Regions from separate parts of the Homo sapiens genome. Here region 2 is linked to region 1. Evidence: read pairs that join two places in POLR2A ChIA-PET (ENCODE). Cell type or tissue: PC-9. All regions are shown on one strand. Links, peaks and the distances in the headings refer to the core of each region. The heading gives the core; the rest is flanking DNA. Region 1 holds the start of LOC105373968 (a long non-coding RNA gene). Region 2 has its middle 16 kb from the start of GPC1.

The links. ChIA-PET counts read pairs that join two places held together with the same protein. Peaks named below come from ENCODE experiments on the same cell type or tissue, not always from the same donor. Only the 100,000 strongest peaks of a DNase experiment are listed, where the experiment ranks them.
Region 2: POLR2A ChIA-PET joins it to region 1 with 5 read pairs; 2 of 35 experiments call an interaction of 5 or more read pairs at or near these places.

Annotation. Positions count from the first base shown.
Region 1 is chr2:240,250,638-240,259,920 of GRCh38, reverse strand. It overlaps LOC105373968 (a long non-coding RNA gene), which reads left to right and starts at 3,468. Exons shown (of 2, transcript XR_924057.3): 1 at 3,468-3,819; 2 at 3,943-7,812. RefSeq lists enhancers at 1-1,981, 3,295-3,589, 7,650-8,161, 8,162-8,675. In PC-9, for the core only: no CTCF peak of the experiment used is centred there; a DNase peak (open chromatin) is centred at 3,810; H3K4me3 peaks cover 1,153 bases; H3K27ac peaks cover 1,661 bases.
Region 2 is chr2:240,414,828-240,424,110 of GRCh38, reverse strand. No RefSeq gene overlaps it. Among named protein-coding and RNA genes, the nearest start is that of GPC1, 16 kb to the left of the region's middle. In PC-9, for the core only: no CTCF peak of the experiment used is centred there; no DNase peak of the experiment used is centred there.

The sequences.
Region 1 (9,283 bases), core at 1,847-5,846:
ATTCTCTTCGTCCTTGTTGACCTTTCTAAGCTCTGCCCCTCCTCTGAGTGCTCATTTCTGTGCTAAAATTATCTGGCAAATTCACTTCCACTCAGGCCTCAGAGGAAAGACGTGCAGCTCCTCCAGCAGGAGGGGCAACAGCCTGGGGTTTCCGGAAATCCAGGCTCCTGGCCTCTGACATGGGAGGGTGCCTCCAAGGGCTCTGGGCCTCGGAGTAGGTGACGTTGCACAAAGAAGTGAGATCCTAGCTGGGCTGCGAAAAACTTCCCATGGGATGTCCAGCTCAGGCCAGGAAGTCCTAGAGGGGTCCTGGAGGAATTGTGGGAGGGGCAGACTCAGGCGTGCAGACCACAGAGAGGTGAGAGGTGGGGGGTATTCTTGGCCTGGTTGAAGCCCCTCCCTGACGCCACTCTTATCTCAAGCTGGGGCTGAGGTAGGGGGCTGCGCAGCCCCAGGGCGCAGAGCCAGCTGTGTGGCTGCCTCAGTCCTTCAGCAGTGGAGATAAGTCACAGCGGCTGTTTCTGTTGTGTTGTCAGAGAGCAAAAATAGACTGTGTCTCCCTTTCCCAGAAGGGCCCTGGCATGGGCCTGGGCCAGGCTGCTGTCTGCCCTTGGCCTTGAGAAGAACGATGCCTGGCCGAGCGGTCAAGAGCATGAGTGGAGTTTGCCCGCTCCCCGCCTCCTCTTGCTCGTGGGGGAAACAAAAGCCTGGCTGGGGAAGGGCTCACTAGGCCTGCCCCTTCCATTCTCCCTCAGGGCCTCAGGCTGTGAGGGCGGTGGGGACCCCTGTACTCCACATCCAGCTCCATGGGGCCTCAAAGGTGGGGCTCCCTGGGAGTGCTGGGCTGAAGAGCCCTAGGACCCTGAACCAGACCCAGGGCAGGGTGGTCTGTGCTGCAGGGCTCGGGCAGGAGAGTGAACCCACACACACTCAGCCGCCTCCCAGAGCTCTCAGGGACACACAGTCAGCCGGCGATCAGCCTAGGGGAGCAGGTCTGTGAGGATGGGTGGGCTCCCTCGGGGAAGAGCAGCAGGGGCTCCCAGGGGCTCTTAGGGCGCCCTTGGGTGAGGGTGTCAGCCCTTTGACCTGCGAGCTCCAAGTGGAACTTGGCTGGAGCTGTTTCCATGGCCTAGGCGGACCCCCAGTCTAGCTAGCCAGGGTGAGGGAGGGTACCGGCCACACTGTCCAGCCCCCAAGTTCCGTTCCAGCTTCCACTGGATGAGATGGGGCACTGCACTGCACAGGGGCCACCCTCTCTGGACCAGATAGGGGACCCCGATGAACCTCTCAAGTGGAGGGACAAGGAGATAGAGCGGCTTGCTCTGCAGGGTACCACTCTGCCGTCTCCGTCTCTGAGCTGGAGCTGCTGTGGGCTGTCTCTCCCCAGGCCGGTGTGGACCCTGGTGCCTCCTTTATGGTATAGGGCGCTGTGAGTTGGGCAGAGCGGGCATCTTCCTGACCCAGGGCATGAGGGCTGCCCAGTGGGGGTGAGTGGGACTGCAGCTGAGCTGGGGTTTGGGTTCCCAACAGTGAGGGTCCCTGGTAGGATCGGGCGCTCCCTGTCCATATGGAAAGCAGACACAGTGCTCTGTCACCCAACAGGTGAGCTCTGTAGAGTGTCGGGGAGGCCAGCTGGGGCCTAGTGCATGGTGGTGTCACACACGCTGGTCTCCACCCGTTGGCACAGGGACCGGCCACCTCCCAAGCCCTGCTCCAGGTTCCTGACTCAAGCCCCTGGAGGAGGCCTGTGAGGAGACGGTCAGGGCCTCAGGGTCCCTGAGAGCCTGGAGCTCTGGAATCCGGAAGGCTGCTCCTTCACGTTCACCTGGCAGGGGCCAAGGCTGCTGTGAAGCTGAGGGTTTGGGGAATCAGCCTCCACTTCGGGCTGCGAATCCCTCGGCTCCTTCCCGCTCCTGGCTCTCCGCCGCCCCCGGCACCCCCATGTGTTTATGCCCCACTTATCTCCCGCAGCACATTTCGGAGGTGGATGTAAAGAAAATTCTGATCTTTTAAAATAGATTTCACAGGGGAGGTGGAAAGCGGGAAGGAAGGGATGAGTTTGTCTTGCGTTTGTTTTTAAAATAGGCCAGTGTGAGCCTGGTGTTTACGGTCGGCTGATGATGTCGCCACATCGTCCGTTCCAGCCCCCAGGACAGTCATTTCTGCTGAGCCCACGCACCATTTCTTGGCTTTTTGGTTCTCAAACCCAGGGCTGCGTGGTCTCACGATATTTGTGGTTGTGTGTGTGCGCACACGCGTGTGTTTATGTGTGTGCGTGTGTGTGCACGCGTGTGGAGGTGGGTGAGCTGGGAACGAAGCCTGCGGGGAAGCTGGGTGGACGGCACCACCCGCGTCACCCTCTATCCTGTGTGTGCTCACACGTGAGTGACAGGAAGTAGCTGGGCCTACAAATACTTGCCCTGGGTGGCTGTGGCTGGAGATGATTGGCCGGGGCTGGTCAGCATCTTAGGGGGCCACACCGCTCCGTCCAATGCGGGCCGAGTGGTCTTTGCGCACATGCAGCACTCAGGAAATCCGCACCCTGACCTGCAGCTGCATCGATTCATGAGGTCACTGAGGGGCGGCAGTTGGGCTGGAGGCTCTCGTGGGGGAATCCCATTTTGGCAGCTGGGTTTTCCTTCCTCTGGGCACCCCGAACTTGTATGGTCACTAAGCCCTGACCTGCTGCCTGCAGCACCAGGACATCACCCATGGACATTGTGGGGCCTGGTGCAGCTCTCCTGAGCACCAGGCTCCTGGCACAGGGGGCTCCTGGCCACCCAGAGCAGCAAGACCTTCCATGAGCTGCTCCCCATCGGGGACCAGTGAGCAGTGGGACCTCCCATGTGCTGCTCCACCATCGGGAGCCAGTGAGACAGCAATCTGATGACAGACTCACCTCCTGGATCCAGCTGTGCCTGAAACCCATCTACCCCTTACATTTTCTGATTCCATAAACTAGTCAACTGTCACATTGTAAGTTTTGAAACAGATGTTAGTCACTTGCACAGGCATGAATCCTGACCACCGAGCCATGGATTTGCCACAGGGGCTAGACTTGGAGCAACGGTGACCAGCAATGGTGGAGCAGGACGTGGAAGATCCTGCTGCTCACTGTCGCCCCTGATGGTGGAGCAGCACATGGAGGATCCCACTGCTCACTGTTGCTCCGAGGGTGGAGCAGCTCATGGAGGGTCTCCAAAGAGGCTGTCTCCATCTGCCTGTCTATCTCTGCTCTGCTTCCCCTTGGGTAGCTTCATTCTTGGGCACGCTGTCTCTCCAGGTAGACATGATGGCCATAAGAAGCTCCAGGCATAGAGCAACTCTCTATTTTCAATAACCTTCCAAGACTCTCAGGAATCAGAGTGGCCCGCCTGGGTCATGTGCCCATCCAGTCCCTGTCTCCCGAGCTGGGCGGTGCTGATTGGCCCGACTGGGTCATGTGTCTGTGGCCAGGGCTGCTGGACTGGGGAGAGGGTCATTTTCAGAGCAAACACAGAGAGCCTTTCCCTAAGAAAGGGAATGAATGGTAGACAGGCAGAAATCACACGTGCCCCCTGAGTGCAGCCATGCCAGGCATGGCCAGCAAGCGCTCCCATGGAGAAAAACTATTTCTACAGGTAACAGCCCTCCACAGGGGTGTTGGGGCTCCACTTTCCAACCTCTTTCTTCCTTGGGAGCAAAAACTCTGTGGCTGCCAGGACCTGCCTCTCTGAAAACCCCCGTAAAGCTTCAAAGGGGCCTGTCCACCTCGCCAGCTTTGATCTCAGGAGGAAACTTGCTCAGACACATGATCCAAAGGAATGTGTACAATTCCAGGTATGCACAGGCACCTCCCTGGGCAGAAAGCAAGGCGCTTTCATCACAGGCTGCGGGAGTCACCAACTGAAGAGACTCAATGTCCTTGAAAGCACTTTTCTTTTTATTATGTTCAAAATTCAGCAACGAAAACTGCTCGTCTTGCTTCTACGGAAGCTGTAAGGACGAGAAAGTGGAGCGCTGTCGCGGAAAGAGGCAGAAATTTGGTGACACAAGAGCGATCTCAGGACAGGGTGGAGCCAGGGATCAGGACTGTGGTGCCCAGTCCCAGCTCAGCTAAGCCAATGTGCGTCTTTGGGTAAGTTGCTTCCCCTTTCTGGGCACCGGTTTGAGCTTTCATAATGAAAACCACCTTCATGCCCTCATGACACTTTGCACAGTGTCATCAGCATTTGGGGCCACATGATTTCTGCAGGTCCCTCAAGTCTAGAGTTTTATTATTCTAGGCTCCAGGCTTAAGATGATCTGTTGAAACCCTTGGATCAAATAGCATCATCATTTCTAAAAGTCAGCCTTCCAAAATCAGTCTGGGAGCAGAGAAAAGAGCTTCTGACACAAGGATAAAGGCAGCATGAGCTGCAGGGGGGCCTCAGAGGCGTGTCGTGCACCTGCTCAGGAAAGACCCTCCTGGAGACCTGGTCACTGAGAGGGCAGAAGGAAGGCATGGCAAACACAGGCGGTCTTTTAAAGATTTGACCACCAGGAGCGGGAGAGGGTGAAGATCGCTAGCGGGATGCAGGGTCTGGGGACGGTTCTGAGAAAGGAGGCACTTGGAGCAGCTAAAATGCCAAGGGCAGAGGAACTGGGCAGGGCTGGGGTGAGATGCAGGCGGTGCCCCATGGTGCAAGGCTGTGACCAGGGTGAAGGGGGTGCTGGTGGGCGATGGGGGCAAGGGCGAACCCCTCTTTTACTGCAGTGGGGGAGGTGGTGCAGGGGCTTCTGGCCCTTGATTTTCTCAGTGCAGTGGGAGTTACGGTCATGGCTAGGGAGGGGAGGCAGGGGTGGGGTTTCTGGGGTTTCTGGTCACCTTCCAGAGCCTGACCCTGCAGGAGGGACCCTTGCTCTGCAGCTATGCTCCTTGGCCTGGGGGTAAATTCACAGGCTGGATGGATGGAGGGGATGGATTTCAAGGACTAGGGGAAGAAGGATGGGCAGCCATGGTTTCACGTTTTGTGGGGCCTGAGGTTCCTTCCAGGTTCTTGGCCAGCCTGCGTGGGTGAGGGGCTTGGGACTCCAGCCTCAATAGCCATCTTGGTCAATCTGCCTGCATGCCGCACCATGAGGAACACCAAGTGGGCTTGGGCCTCAGAAGGGACAGACATGTCCCTGGCCTCACCTGCCTGGTTAATGGGATTTGGGGCTAAGGGCCAAAGAGGGGCCCCTGGGGCATGGGGATCCTCATGACCCAGGCTCTCTCCTAAGCACACAGCGCCATACGCTAAGCACATGGCACCAACACGGTGCCAACTCTAAGTCTCCTAGGTGTTCAACTTGAACTTCCGAAGGTGGTGCCACTGAGCTCCCGACTCCAGAATCTCCCAGCCAGTGCATTTGGGATTGCGCCGTCCATCACACACAGGGATGGCCGCTCCCCTGGAGGGAAGTGTCTGAGCTGGGGACTCTCAGATGTCGCTCCTCCTGGATTAGGGAATGGTGGACCCAGGCCCCTGTTTCAGCCCCTTGCGTTGCACTGTTCTGGAAGGCTCAGTTCAACCTTCATCTCTTAGTGCAGGGGAATATGTGTCAGAGTGTGTGCGATGGCACCAGACTGGAATAAAAGAATGAGATTCCTTTGCAGTTTGGAGGTAAAGCTCAGTCACCACCCAGAGACAATGAGAAAAGCTGCCTCATCTGGAGCAGACAGTGTGGGGCTGAAAGTTGGCTCAGATACAGTTATGGGGCAACAGGAGACACATCTCAGCCTACTCTTCTTTCATCTGAGAGGAGAAAGCACTCAAAGGGCTTTAAATTAAAATCAATTTCTGTTCAATCCTGGGCTAATTTGGTTGGCCATCTCTTTCAGCTTGAATGGAGGTGCAATAAAGCGAGGGCACTTTCTGCGAGATCTGGAAGGACCCTTGGAACTGATCTCATCCTGCCTCCCTCTGGGAAGCCAGGGAAGGCCTGAGCCCTACGGGGTGATGACAACCGGCCTCTGCCCAGGGCATGCTGTCGAGGTCCTGGAGAGATCTGTTTCCCTGGTCACACTGGGACAGTGTCAGCTCCCATCCATCTGGTCCTAATTCTTGCTCCTAATTCTGCCTCCTGGTTCGCAGAACCCAGAGACCCCTAGACAACATGACAGGCACCACACTGAACGTGGGACTCACTTGATCCCTTATGTGTCCCTCTGAGGGGGGCTCATGCTCACATGCGAGGGATCAGAGGCCCCAAGAAGGACAGGGACTTGCTGCCGGTCACACAGCTTAGGGCTGCATGGTGGGTTATGGAGTGATCCCCCGCAAATGGCACAGCCACACCCTAATCTCTGGTACCTAACAATGTGACCTTATTTGGTTTCTGCAGATGTAATTAAGTTAAGGATCTGGAGGCGTGATCATCTAGATTTAAGGTGGACCCTAAATCCAATGGCTGTGTTTTCATAAAAGAAAGGAGAATGAGACAGAGACAGACACAGTAGGGAGGCCGCATGAAGACAGAGGCAGAGACGGGAGCAGAGAGGCCACAAACCAGGGAAACCGGGAGCCACTGGGTGCTGGAAGAGGTGCCAGGACCCTCCCCTAGAGCCCCGCTCTGGTTGTGTAGCCGCTTCACAGGGACGCCTGCTTAGGGGACGAGGGGAAGAGGTAGAGGGTGGTCAGAGGCATGGAAACAGGACAGGAGGACGCTGCCTGTTCATCCACAGCCGTCCCCTTCTGGAAAGCCTTTCTGAATGGGAAGGTGGGCTGCCTACCATGAGCTGCAGTGACAGCCCCTCACAGCCACTGTCCTCCAGGCTGTCCCAGGAGGCACCTGAGCTCATACAGATCGGTGGTTTCCCACTCCCAGAGCCTCCGGGGGCTCGGTGCCCCTCTGCCCACTTTGTGTCCGGCTGATCAGGAGGCTCACGTCGGCCTCCTCAGAGCAAAGCTCACCCACATCCCATGCAGGGATGGGCAGGACCTGTGAGCCCACCCTGTGACAGGAAGGCCCCACAGTACAGATACAGGGAGCCCCTCCAATGGCATGCACCACCAGGGTGCCAGATCAGGCTAGACCAGTGGCCAGCACCCACCTGCAGCGCAGGCAGTCCTGAAATCCTGTTTCCAAACCTCCTGAGCCCCTCTTCCCTGTATGGCCTCCAGGCCGCCTCCCTCTGTCAGGATTAAGCCCAGCTTTCTCATGGAGACCGTGTCTGTCTCCATCCCCGGCACCGTCTCCATCCCCAGGCACCCTCACACTCACTCCCAGCTGCATGGCCGCCACCCACCCAGCTGGGGTTTCCATTAGGCCCTGTAGGTTCCCCACCTCGGTCTCCTTCAGTGGGTTCCTTCTACACTACTGAGGTCAGGGCCACATCACAGTCATTTCTGTGTGTCCAGGGCTGTGAACACGGAGCTGCCGCGGTCAGCATTCCCTGTACATGGATGTAGGGTCAGGACCACTGTACCCTGTGGGGGCCTAGGTCACAGAGAAATCCCAGGCCTTGTTCAGAGATGGTGAAGGGTGCCCGGTGGCAACAGCAGGGTGTCCTCTGAGCCCCGGCACTTCTGAGCTCAGGGCTGAGTGACCACACAGGTAGCTGCTATGGGCCCAGCCCTTCTGCATCGTGCTGGGGGGATGCGGGGGCTCTGTTGCCTTCTCGGGTCCCAGGGAGATGTGCCTTCTGTGCCCACGTCTCAGCGGCTCCCACGGCGCATCCAGTGAACTGGGAAGTGTGAATGAGCACCTGCTCGGGCCAGTGATTCATCCGAGTGTCGTTAGCTGCTAATTATAATTAAACCTTTGATGAGTTGTGTTTCTTATCTTCTTAATTAAAATAATTATGACTAATGGAGTGGATGGCACTGAACTCCGACAGGTCTCCTGCAACATGTTACAGTGCCCAAACCCAGCTCCAGGGTGAGCTAGATGGATGGGGCTGTCACCCGGCAGCCAATGGCAAGTTCTGGGTCACCCTCAACCCCAAGGGCCAGCCCAGCACCCCTGGGGGAGGAGCGGGGGAGAGAGCCACTGCTGATTCTGTCTGCCCAGCACAAACCCCAATCTCTAAACCAGGGCTTGCTCCCAGATGGGGAGGCAGTGGGAGCGGGAGGGAGGGAGAGCTGGGGCGGGAAGGTGCAGGGAGACTCCTTCTCCCTCCTCGCCTGGTCCCTGGACATCTGCCAGTCCCAGCCAGTAGTGAATGGCTGATGTCACCATGGCCCTGGCGGAGCCACGGTACTTCCCAGCTTACAAAGTACTCTCAGTGCTGCGGGGTCATGATGTCCCCTCCCACCCTGCTGGGCCTCCGTCTTACAGAGAAGCAGCCAGGCCCAGGGAAGACTTGCTCACCAAGGGCAAAGGGCAGTGAGTCGGCCACAGGAACACAGCCCCCGGCCTTCAGGGCCAGCCGCCACCCACGCCAGCCACCCTGGGCGTACAGAATGTACCCGTGCGCGGGGGCTGGAGGTCGGCTATTCCGGGATCCGTGGCCATGGGATGACCAGCCCCTCCCCCGCTGAGGACTCAGCCTCCTTCTGTGTGGGATGAGGGGGTGGCAGGCTGGCCTCTGAGGCTGCTCTGTGAGGCCACGGGGGACCACTCGAGTGTGGGGAGCCCCAGGCTCAGCACACAAAGGTCTCACCCAGCCCGTGACTGACCCCGGGCAGCCCAGCGTGAGTCATGCTCTCAGGCCACACCCACCTACTCTGAGGCTGCGGTTTCTCATCACTACCCAGAGGCGTGGCCTCCTGCAGGCGTGTGGTCAGCCCAGGCTGGGCTAGGGGTCACAGCCCTGCTGGTCATACGCACCTTGGGTCATCTCCAGGGACTGGCAGCCAGGCCTCTGCAGCCCCTTCTCCGCCGGCTGCTTGGGCTCAGGGGTACCGGGCCCTCTCCTCATGCCCTTTATGGGTGGGGGCGGAGGGTTTGTGCCCACCCTTTCTTCTCAGGGAGGCTGAGCGGGGGTGAGGGCTGTCCACGCAGTTGGTGGGGGCCAGAGTGGCACCAGCTGGGACTTGCTGTCTGACCCTAGGGGTCCCTGTGGCCAGCCCCAGCCCTGGTGCCCACCCTGGGCAGGTCAGGAACGGGACAGTGTGGTGGCCAGGAAGGCTTCAGGAACCAGAAAGTGGGTGCCGTGGGGTCTTCCTCTCCAGGCACGGGTCCTGAGCCTTCCCTAGGGTCCCCCTCTGCCCTGACCTCTACCCCTTCACATGGGGCTCCGTCAGCCTGTGGCTCTCATCCTGGGCGCTTGTGCCCACTGGTCCTACTGCAAACTACACCCAAGGGCCTCCTTGCACCCAGGTGCCTTCTCTGTCCTCAG
Region 2 (9,283 bases), core at 3,598-7,597, 160 kb before region 1:
CCAGAGCCACACACAGTCGTGGTGTTGGGCGGAAATTGACTCTGGCGCGTGGCACCCGGAGTGGCATTGGGTACAGGGTAGTGGGAGGGCTGGTAACCCGGGGATTTCCACTCAATGAGCTTGGGCTGAACGCGAGAGGCCCGAGGGCCGTACGCCTGGTGCATCCATCAGGAAGGTTAGTGGCAGAGACACCGGTGCCAGGGACTATCACTGGTCGGAGGCCATATGCCTGGTGCACCCATCAGGAGGGTTAGTGGCAGAGATGCCGGCACCAGGGACTGTCACTGGTCGGAATACTCCTGGCGCACTCATCAGGAGGGTTAGCAGCAGAGACGCAGGTGCCAGGGACTGTCGCTGGTTGGAGGCAGGGCTAGATCAGCTGAAGACCGTGTTGTCCCACAGGATCCAGTTTTTGGGACCAACAACCAGAACTGGAAGCTTTTGAAAAGCTTGAAAAATCTCTAGTAGTGGTTAAAATAGAACACATCACATTCTGAAATATATGAAAAAGAAAAAAGAGGGTTCCCATTCACACCCTCACCCAGAGTGATCAGGGTGAGCCACTGTGGGCGCATCTTTCTAGAACTTTCTCTGGTTCGTAAATGGCCCTGTTCAAGCATCTGATGCCCATTGTGTGCGGCATTGTTTTTCTAACTGAACCCTGAGCGAGCCTTGGTGGCCTCTCCACATCAGGGCCTAAAGCTCCGCCCACACCTCTGTTCCAACCCATTGTCACTATTCCAGAAAAGGGCTGCAGCCTCTGTTTTACCATGCCTCAGCTCAAGAGTGTTTTTATTTCAAACAAAGTGATATTAAAATGGCAGCGGTGGCTTCTATAGAACAGATGATGAGAAACACATCTGCTGAGTTACAGGGTGCACATTTCAGTATTTTAAAGAGGTGGCCTAATGTCCTTCAAAAAGACAAAGTCAGGCACAGTCCCTGGTGACTCATGCCCTTGTCAAAGCAGGGGTCATCACACCTCTCGATGTTGCTGACCTGAGGCTCGAGGGGTGAGATCCGGGAGTGTTTCCGTTTGTACTCCCTGCTCCCTGGGAAACTGAACATTTTTTCATGCATTTACCAGCCACTGTCAGGTTTTCTTATGGCCTGTCTATTCAAGTCCATTGCCATTTTTCACCTTTGTTGTTTTTTTTTGGTATTGATTTTTGAGGAGGTCTTTATGGATTAAAGATTAGGCTCTTTGCCTGGAATCTGTGTTGCAAATATTTCCTCCTTCCCCTGTTCACTTATGTGAAATGCCAGTAAATACTCATTCCAGCATACACTGGCCTGTTTCTAGACTCACCCTGGATCTTTTTTGCATATTGCTGGGCTAAGGCCACACTGTTTTGAATAATGTAGTTTTGTAGGATGTACATTTCTTCTTATTCAAAATTTCTTGCTATTCTTTCCAGTGTCTCCCCCAGATGAACATTGGATTCATCCGTCAAGATCCATAAATAATGGATGAGAATTGTCTGGAGCTCATAGATTAGTTCTGGGAGAATTGATATTTTCTCAGACATCCAGGTATTCTAGGTATTTCAAATTCTCCCTTTATTCAATTTAAAAAATTGCTTTGCAGTAAAGTCTCACGTTTTTCATCATCTAGCCCTTTTTATATTTTGGGGTTTATTCTTAGTTGTTTTAAGGCTTTGTCTATTGTGAGCAGTATTTCTGAGCATACGTTTTCATTGGTAATTGCTGTGTTTAGGGAAGTCATTGGCTCCATTGATCTTTCAAGTCACAGCTTTGCTAAATTGTTTCCTTACTTCTAATACTTTTTCAGTTGGCTGCCTTCTGATTTCTAGGTAGACAATCATAGCATCTGAAAGTAGTGATGACTTAATCTTTTAATTTCCAGGTATTTATGCCTTTCATTTCTTTTTTTAATAAATGCATTACTATCCTTATTAGGATCTCTAGTATAATAGTAAAGATAAAATTGGTAATGATGAAAACACTCATGTTTTCTCCTGACCTTAAGACTAATGCTTTGAAAGTTTTATCATTAATTACAATATTGACTAAAGGCTTCTAGAACAAACTGTTATCAAGTTGGGGAAGTTGTTTCCTATTCTTTCCTTGCTACAAGGTTTCTTTTTAAAGTCCTAGTAGGGAAGGATATGGAATTTTTTCAACATCTGTTTCCATGATCGTATCATTTTCCTCAACTCAGTTCTTGGTGTAGTGAGTTATGCATCTAGAATTACTGCTATTAACCCATCCTTGCATTCCAGGACTAAACCCTACCTGCAATGGAAGCATTTGCAATGCCATCCTGGATGTGATTTGTTGAGGCTGGGCCCTAAGCCCTGTCTGTTTCCATGGTCTTGCAGGGCTCTCCTGCTGTGGGGGTCTCCTTGGGCTCAGAGCACTCCTGTGGCAGCAAGGCCAGAGCACAGGTGATGCTGTCTCTGCCTTGCACTGGCTGCTGTTCTGATGAGGCGTGAGCAGTGGCTTTCCTGGCCTGTGTGGCACGAGGACACTTGTCAGGCCTGGGTTGCCCTGGCCAGCTTCTCCTGGGGCTGCATGTCCCATGGCCTGGCATGGGCCCTGGGGAGCCAGGGCCTGCTCCATCCCCCCTCTGGGATCCTTGTAGCCTGCTCAGTGTCCCCGCATCAGTGTTGCTTGTGCTTGCTGACTGTGCCTTCCTGCCTGCTGGCCACACCTGTCCAGGGGGACCTGGAAATGGACAGGGGTGCTTCTGATGGGATTCTACACCCTTCATCTGCTTGGGGAGAAGGCACCCACACCCGTGAGTTATGTCATGAAAAGCATACTTGTAAAGCTGGCTTCCTCCCTGACCCTGGGGCATCCTGGTCTTGTGCATCCCAGTTGGGAGGAATCACCACTCTCTGCATCCAGGCCCAGCAGCTGCCTTCCAGGGTCCTGGGTGTTCCTCCTGCAATATCTCTTTAAAGTTGGTAATTTGGAAGATTGAGCTGGAAATGCACAAGTGAGTGCTGCCTGAGGGCTGGGGGTTTTGGGGTGGAGGCTGCCACCTCACATGAGGCCTGGATGCTAGTTTGGGCCTTTTGTGGGCCTAGTGTCCCTGGCAGGCCTCTGGCACCACTGCTGTGTTCCTGGGCAGATCCGCAGAATGGGACACTCTTGGAAGCAAAGACACCCATCCTCTAATTTTCTTATCCTTTCCGAAACCGAGCTAAACCCACTGCTCAAAATTGTCAACACGTGGCTTCCAGCCCTGGGGAACAGGATTGATGGCCTTGTCATTCCACATGGGCATGTGGCTGAGTGGCTACTGTGGGGGTGGTTCCCATCTGCAGAGGGCGTGGGGCCCTGTGAGGACCTGACTGTCCTTCCCTGTGGGCCGAGGAAGCCCCTAATGTCGGGGCACGCACACCAGAGGAACCGGAGGAGCCAGGCCATTTGTGCTGAGGGGATAGGATAGTGGGCAGCAGCCCCAGGACCCTGCCTGCCTATCCTGAGGGCCCAGACCAGATTCCCGGTCCCTCTGGGGTCCCACAGCCTAGGACTTGCCCACAACTCTGGTTTTGGGGCCGTTTGCTTGCCCAGGAGGTCGTCCTTCCATTCTTCATCCCTCAGCCCTCCCATTCTCCCGGGTACTCCCATAAGGCAAGCCTCGGGCCAAAGTATCAGCCGTGCCTTTCTAGGTCTTCTCCATGCCCCCAGCCCCCCACTCTGAAGTGGACCAGACCCTCCCAATGTGTGCCAAGGGTGCTGAGCCTTCGGGCACTGTGGGTGGTGTCTGCTTGCCTATGTCTGCCCCTGGCCCACTGAGGGGGTCAGGAAAGGGTCTTCTGGGTGCCTGAGCAGTGTGCAGTCTCTGAAACGGACTTGTGGGGTGGGGGCAGGGTTCAGTCCATGGCCCCCCCATCAAGCTTCCTTGGGACCAGGAGCCCCTTGCAGGCTGCCCGGCTCCTCTGCCACCAGCTGGGGCTTGGCCTGGCTATGGCTCTCAGATACTGGCCTTAATGGTCTGGGAGCTGGGGGTCTCCACGGGCCTCACTTGGCCATCTGTGGCCTGGGCCAGGCTGGCTCTAACTCCCTGCAGAGATTCTGCCTCATTGTCAGATTGCAAAATGAAATAAAATGTAAAATGAAAATTTGCAGGACTCAGGAAGAGGCTGGGTGAGGCTGTGTGGACATGGTGCAGATGCTCTGATGCCTGTGGCAGAGTCAGCAGCCTGCAGACCACGTCTCCTCCGGAATGCACAGTGGTTTTGAATTTGTGCTTTTTTCTTCTTTAAATTATAGGAGGGAGGAGAGCTTGGCAAAGTGCAACATGGGACCTGCCAAGCCCAAACTATTTGGAAAAAAAAAAAATCACAAGATTTTTGCCTAAACTCTGAAAAGGCTTTGATTCTGCTTGAAATTTGAGGTCTGTGCAGATGGCCCTGAAGACAAGCTTGGCCACTGGCATGGGGGGGGGCTTAGGCTAGGCCCCCCAGTGTGACCACAGTATGGTCCTAGGACATGAGCCATGCAGGACCCAGGAAGCTGGGTCCTGAGGGCCGATGGCTGAGGCTCACTTAGATGTGTGCAGACCCCACTCCCTACCTGGGAGTGCACTCGTGGGTGTGGAGAGGAGCTGGGGTGGGTCTCCAGCTGCCCCTATGTCTGCAGTTCCCTGGGCACCAGGAGGACCAGCCTCCTCGTGGGGCTCAGGTGCTCTGGGAGGTGGGGGTCGGGGCCAGGCTTGCCCAGAGTTTTCCGGGCACAAGTGGGAGAGCGCAGTCCACACCAGACTGCCCTTGCTTCTGACTGTAGTGGTATGTTCAGGGGCCCCAAGACCCCACTTTCAAGGCTTAGCAGCTTGCCAGAAAACCCACAGGACTCACAGAAGCTGTCGTATACAAGGCTATGGTTTTTCATAGGGAAAGGATCAGGGATGAAGTCAGCCAAAGGAAGAACCACAGAGGTGGGATCTGGGGATGCACCAAACTCAAGACTCCTGTGTCCTCTCCCCGTGGCGTCAGGACAGTGTCACTCTCCCGGCATCTCTGTGGGACAGCACACCTGGAGCGTAGCCAACTGGGGATGCTCACCTGAGCCTCTGTGGTCAGAGTTTTTATTGGGGCTCCAATTCACAGGCACCACTGATTGATTGTCTGTGTGGTTATCTCAGTCTCTGTCCCCTCCCAAGGCCAACTGGTATCACCTGATCCAGATACTGCCCGCCCACACTCTGCAAAGCACATTGTGATCATGCGGCATGGTCTCAGGTCCCCAGGCCAACAAAGACAGTCCTATCAGGCATGACATTCCAGGGTGAGTGTCACCTCCTAGGAATCAGGGGCCAATGCCACACTGATTTCTGGACAAAGTTAAATTCTTTCCTATATGGGTATGCTCTAGGGGTGTGCAGGGGCAGAGAACCCTGTTGAAGATGAGCATGTTTTTCCTGCGGCCCCCAGACAGCATGGTTTTGCCCTCCACTCTGTGTTTATCTCCCAGTTGTCATTCCAAGCTTTTTCTGAAGCCTCACCTCCACTGGATTCCATGGAGGATGGAGTGGGGAAACTGTATGAGTGGGAGGCATGGGGTTGGCCTTCCTTCCAGGGCTGGCCATGGAGGGCCCAGTGCTGTGCCACCCGGGGGGCAGGCAGCATCCCTTACATCCTGCAGGGGCACCAGCCAACCCTCCACCTGAGGGTCCTAGATGGATGGCTAGGGATGTCAGTGGGGTCCCAGCTTGAGGGAGATGATGTAGAGCCATCAAAAGGTAAACTGAGGAACCATAAAATTTTTAAAAGAGGTTTATTTGAGGAGACAACTCATGACTCAGCTTAAAACCAGAAATGATTTAGGAGCTCCATCAAGAGAAAACAAGAGGGAGGTTTTTACAGAATGAATACAGAAGTAACACAAATAAAATATCTGATTGTTCACAGTTGTGCAAGTGCCTTGTTGGGTCCATCCTGTTGCAAAGTCCCTAGTTATAGAATTATAAGTTTGTTGGCTACTTCTGATTGGTGGAGCTTAAGTTTTGTTTTTCTTTAATGTAGGTATTTACATGAAAAGGTTCACAGTAAGTTTCACTTATGTCTGCAAATGAAGCAGTTTGCACTTATGAGGCCTAACTGGCTTTGTCTACTCAGGGACTCTTCAGGCCTAGCCTCTGTAACAGTTACTTTAACAATGCCCCCCCAACTTTTGGGCACCCTCTCAGCAAGCTGAGACCGGGACCAAACAGCATAGCATTACTCTAGGTTACCACTATGGATGTAGTCCCTGTATCATCTCAATACTTGCATTGAGATATAAGGTCTTACAGTCATTGCTATACAAAATTACACAGTCATTGTGACTTTGAGTTGCTGAGTTGTGGAACTCTCTGAGTTGTCTAATTCTGATGGCAATCTTTCCATGCATGAGTGGCTGCTGGAAAGCATTTGTGGGTGGGGGGAGTGGGGAAGGATAGCATTAGGAGATATACCTAATGCTAAATGACGTGTTAATGGGTGCAGCACAACAACATGGCACATGTATACATATGTAACAAACCTGCACATTGTGCACATGTACCCTAAAACTTAAAGTATAATTAAAAAAAAAAACACTTGAGAGGATACCATGCACTTGGGAGGTGAATACAATGACTGTAAGGAGAGTCACAGCCAGGAATGAACATTTTCCTGGGGCAGAGATTCCCAGAAGCCAGATTTAACCAATGAAATCAATCAGTGGAGGAGGCAGCACCCGTCTGGTGAGACTAGTGTTTGTCTCTCCAAAGCCTTTAAGTTTTGGCAACAATTTCTAATTTATTAAGATAGAAAAAACATTTTTTTAAATCTATAAGAGAACAAGCTCATTCTTGTTCAGCTGTTAAGATATCAATAACTTTTATTTTGTAGTATGATTGAGGCTAAATTGTTCATTTAGCTGTCCTATGAAAACAAAAGAAAATCAATGGTTAATATTTGAACTGAAATATGATTGTAGTTTTTTGAGTGCAGAGGACAGCTAGTTGAGAAGATTTCTACGTTTCTAGAGCTAAAAACATCTCTAGATGGTGGAGTGAGGGATGGTAGTTGCAGTCCTGATGGATTTTCCTGGTTGGCAGTGTGACTGTCTCTGATGAGGTCATGGGGTGTTTGGGTGAACTCTCTAAGTGACCTGTAGAGCAGCAGGCCTCAAGGTTGTCCATACGTGGTCTCTTGTAGTGATTTTTCTGAAGTTTGAAGTCATCCAGTTTCAGCCTCGGGGCATGCGAAAAGGGAAGTTCTATTTTCTTGTGTAAGTAGAAGAATTCAGGATTCAATCCAGTTTATAGATGGATAACAAAATCTCAAAGAAAATAAACAGGACTAGAATTTGATAATGGGTGCACTACACTTTCCTATTGAAATACAATCTTTTATAGTCAAAAATAATATATATATATTTAAAAAACAGGGTCTTTCTGTGTCACCCAGGCTATAGTGCAGTGGTGCAAACATAGTTCACTGCAGCCTCCAACACCTGAGCTCAAGCAGTTCTCCTCCCTCAGCTTCCCAAGTAGCTGGGACCACAGGTGCATACCACCATGCCCGGTTAATTTTTAAATTTCTTATTGAGATGGGGCCTATCTAGGCTGTTTCAAACCCTCCCACCTTGGCTTCCCAAAGTGCTGGGATTACAGGCATGAGGCAACAAGGCTGGCCAATTTTTAAAAATAAGTCATTTCATTAAGCTTGACCTGACTGTTTATATAAGTACAACAAGAATAGTAATTCTATGTATATTCAAAAATATCATATTTTAGTCAGAGCTTTGGTAATATCTAAGGGGCTTTATGGATTTTGTATCACTCAACCTTCATTTTAAAGAATTATTTAGTAATGAGAAATCTCAGATTAGACCTTTAAAAACCTCTCTAGGCTAAGAAGCCAAGCCAAGGACTTGTCCAATTGTGCCCTGTTACAAGGAGAACAGATCCCTATTGAACTTATGCAAATACTGGTATTGCTCTGAAAATAAGAATATTTAATAAGAGTTCCCAAATTCTGGAGCAATCAGATAGGGAGAAAAATATAAATGTTCCATTTTTTTTTGTTTACAAAATATATTTTATTAAATTTCTACAAGTTATAGGTAGCTTAAGAGAAAAAGGATTTCGAAAATCTGAAAAATAAGACATTAGAGAACCAACAATGTTTCTAACAAAAGGTGATACAAATTATAATTATTGTCATCAGCTAATTTAGTTCCATGTTTTGTTGGATATTGGGTTAGTCGTTTTATGAATCTATCAATTTTTCATGACTGTTCTGGAAAATCTTACCCTCCTGTGAGAGTGTGAGCTTAAGGTTACCAGAAACCTGTACTTGTCAGTCTTTTTCATGAAGCTCTTGCAGTTTTGTATCATGCAACTGACGAGAAATTTGGTTGTTTTGGTGATATATAACATTTCAACATAATTAGAATTATGGATGATAACATACTAGGATATATCATATTTCTAGGAATTTCAAATAATTTCTGGAATAGTCAGATCAATAATAAATATAACTTTAAAAAGGTGTAGTACCTATCACTCATTATTTGGCAATGCCTCCCATGACATTTAATGTATTAGATAAGCCTAGTTAATTTAACATCTCTTTTTATTAAGAGAGAAAATAAATGCTTTTGATATAGTCCAGACATCCTTCACAAAGAAGAAGCCCAGAGAAACTCACAAAGTTAATCTGAGGTAAAAAAGACTTAATTTAGAATTTGAATTTGGGAAGTTGTCAAAAATGCCCAAAGGGTTAAAACACTTAATTAAGTAAGATTACAGGTCATTGTGAAATAATACCAATACAAAAGGTTTTAAAGGCAAATATAGAAACTTACATAGGCATAAAAAAACAGCTCTTTTAATATTGAAAAGTCTCACTTTTCTTAAATGATAAAAGACTTTATGAAAGGCAACATGCAGCATGAGAAATTATCCTGATAAAACACATCTTTGTTTCCTGGGCCTGTTGCTTAAAAGTAAAGCAAAAAATATCTTCATAATCAAAAGCAGAACAATAGTCCAAGAAAGCTTTGTCCTTTTAGCAGAGGGGAAACCTAATTCTTACTTTGGACCGTACATTACTGAGCTTATTTTTTTATTTTTTATTTTTTTTTTGAGACGGAGTCTCACTGTCGCCCAGGCTGGAGTGCAGTGGCGCGATCTGGGCTCACTGCAGGCTCCGCCTCCCGGGTTCACGCCATTCTCCTGCCTCAGCCTCCCCAGCAGCTGGGACTACAGGCACCCGCCACCTCGCCCGGCTAATTTTTTGTATTTTTAGTAGAGACGGGGTTTCACTGTGTTAGCCAGGAT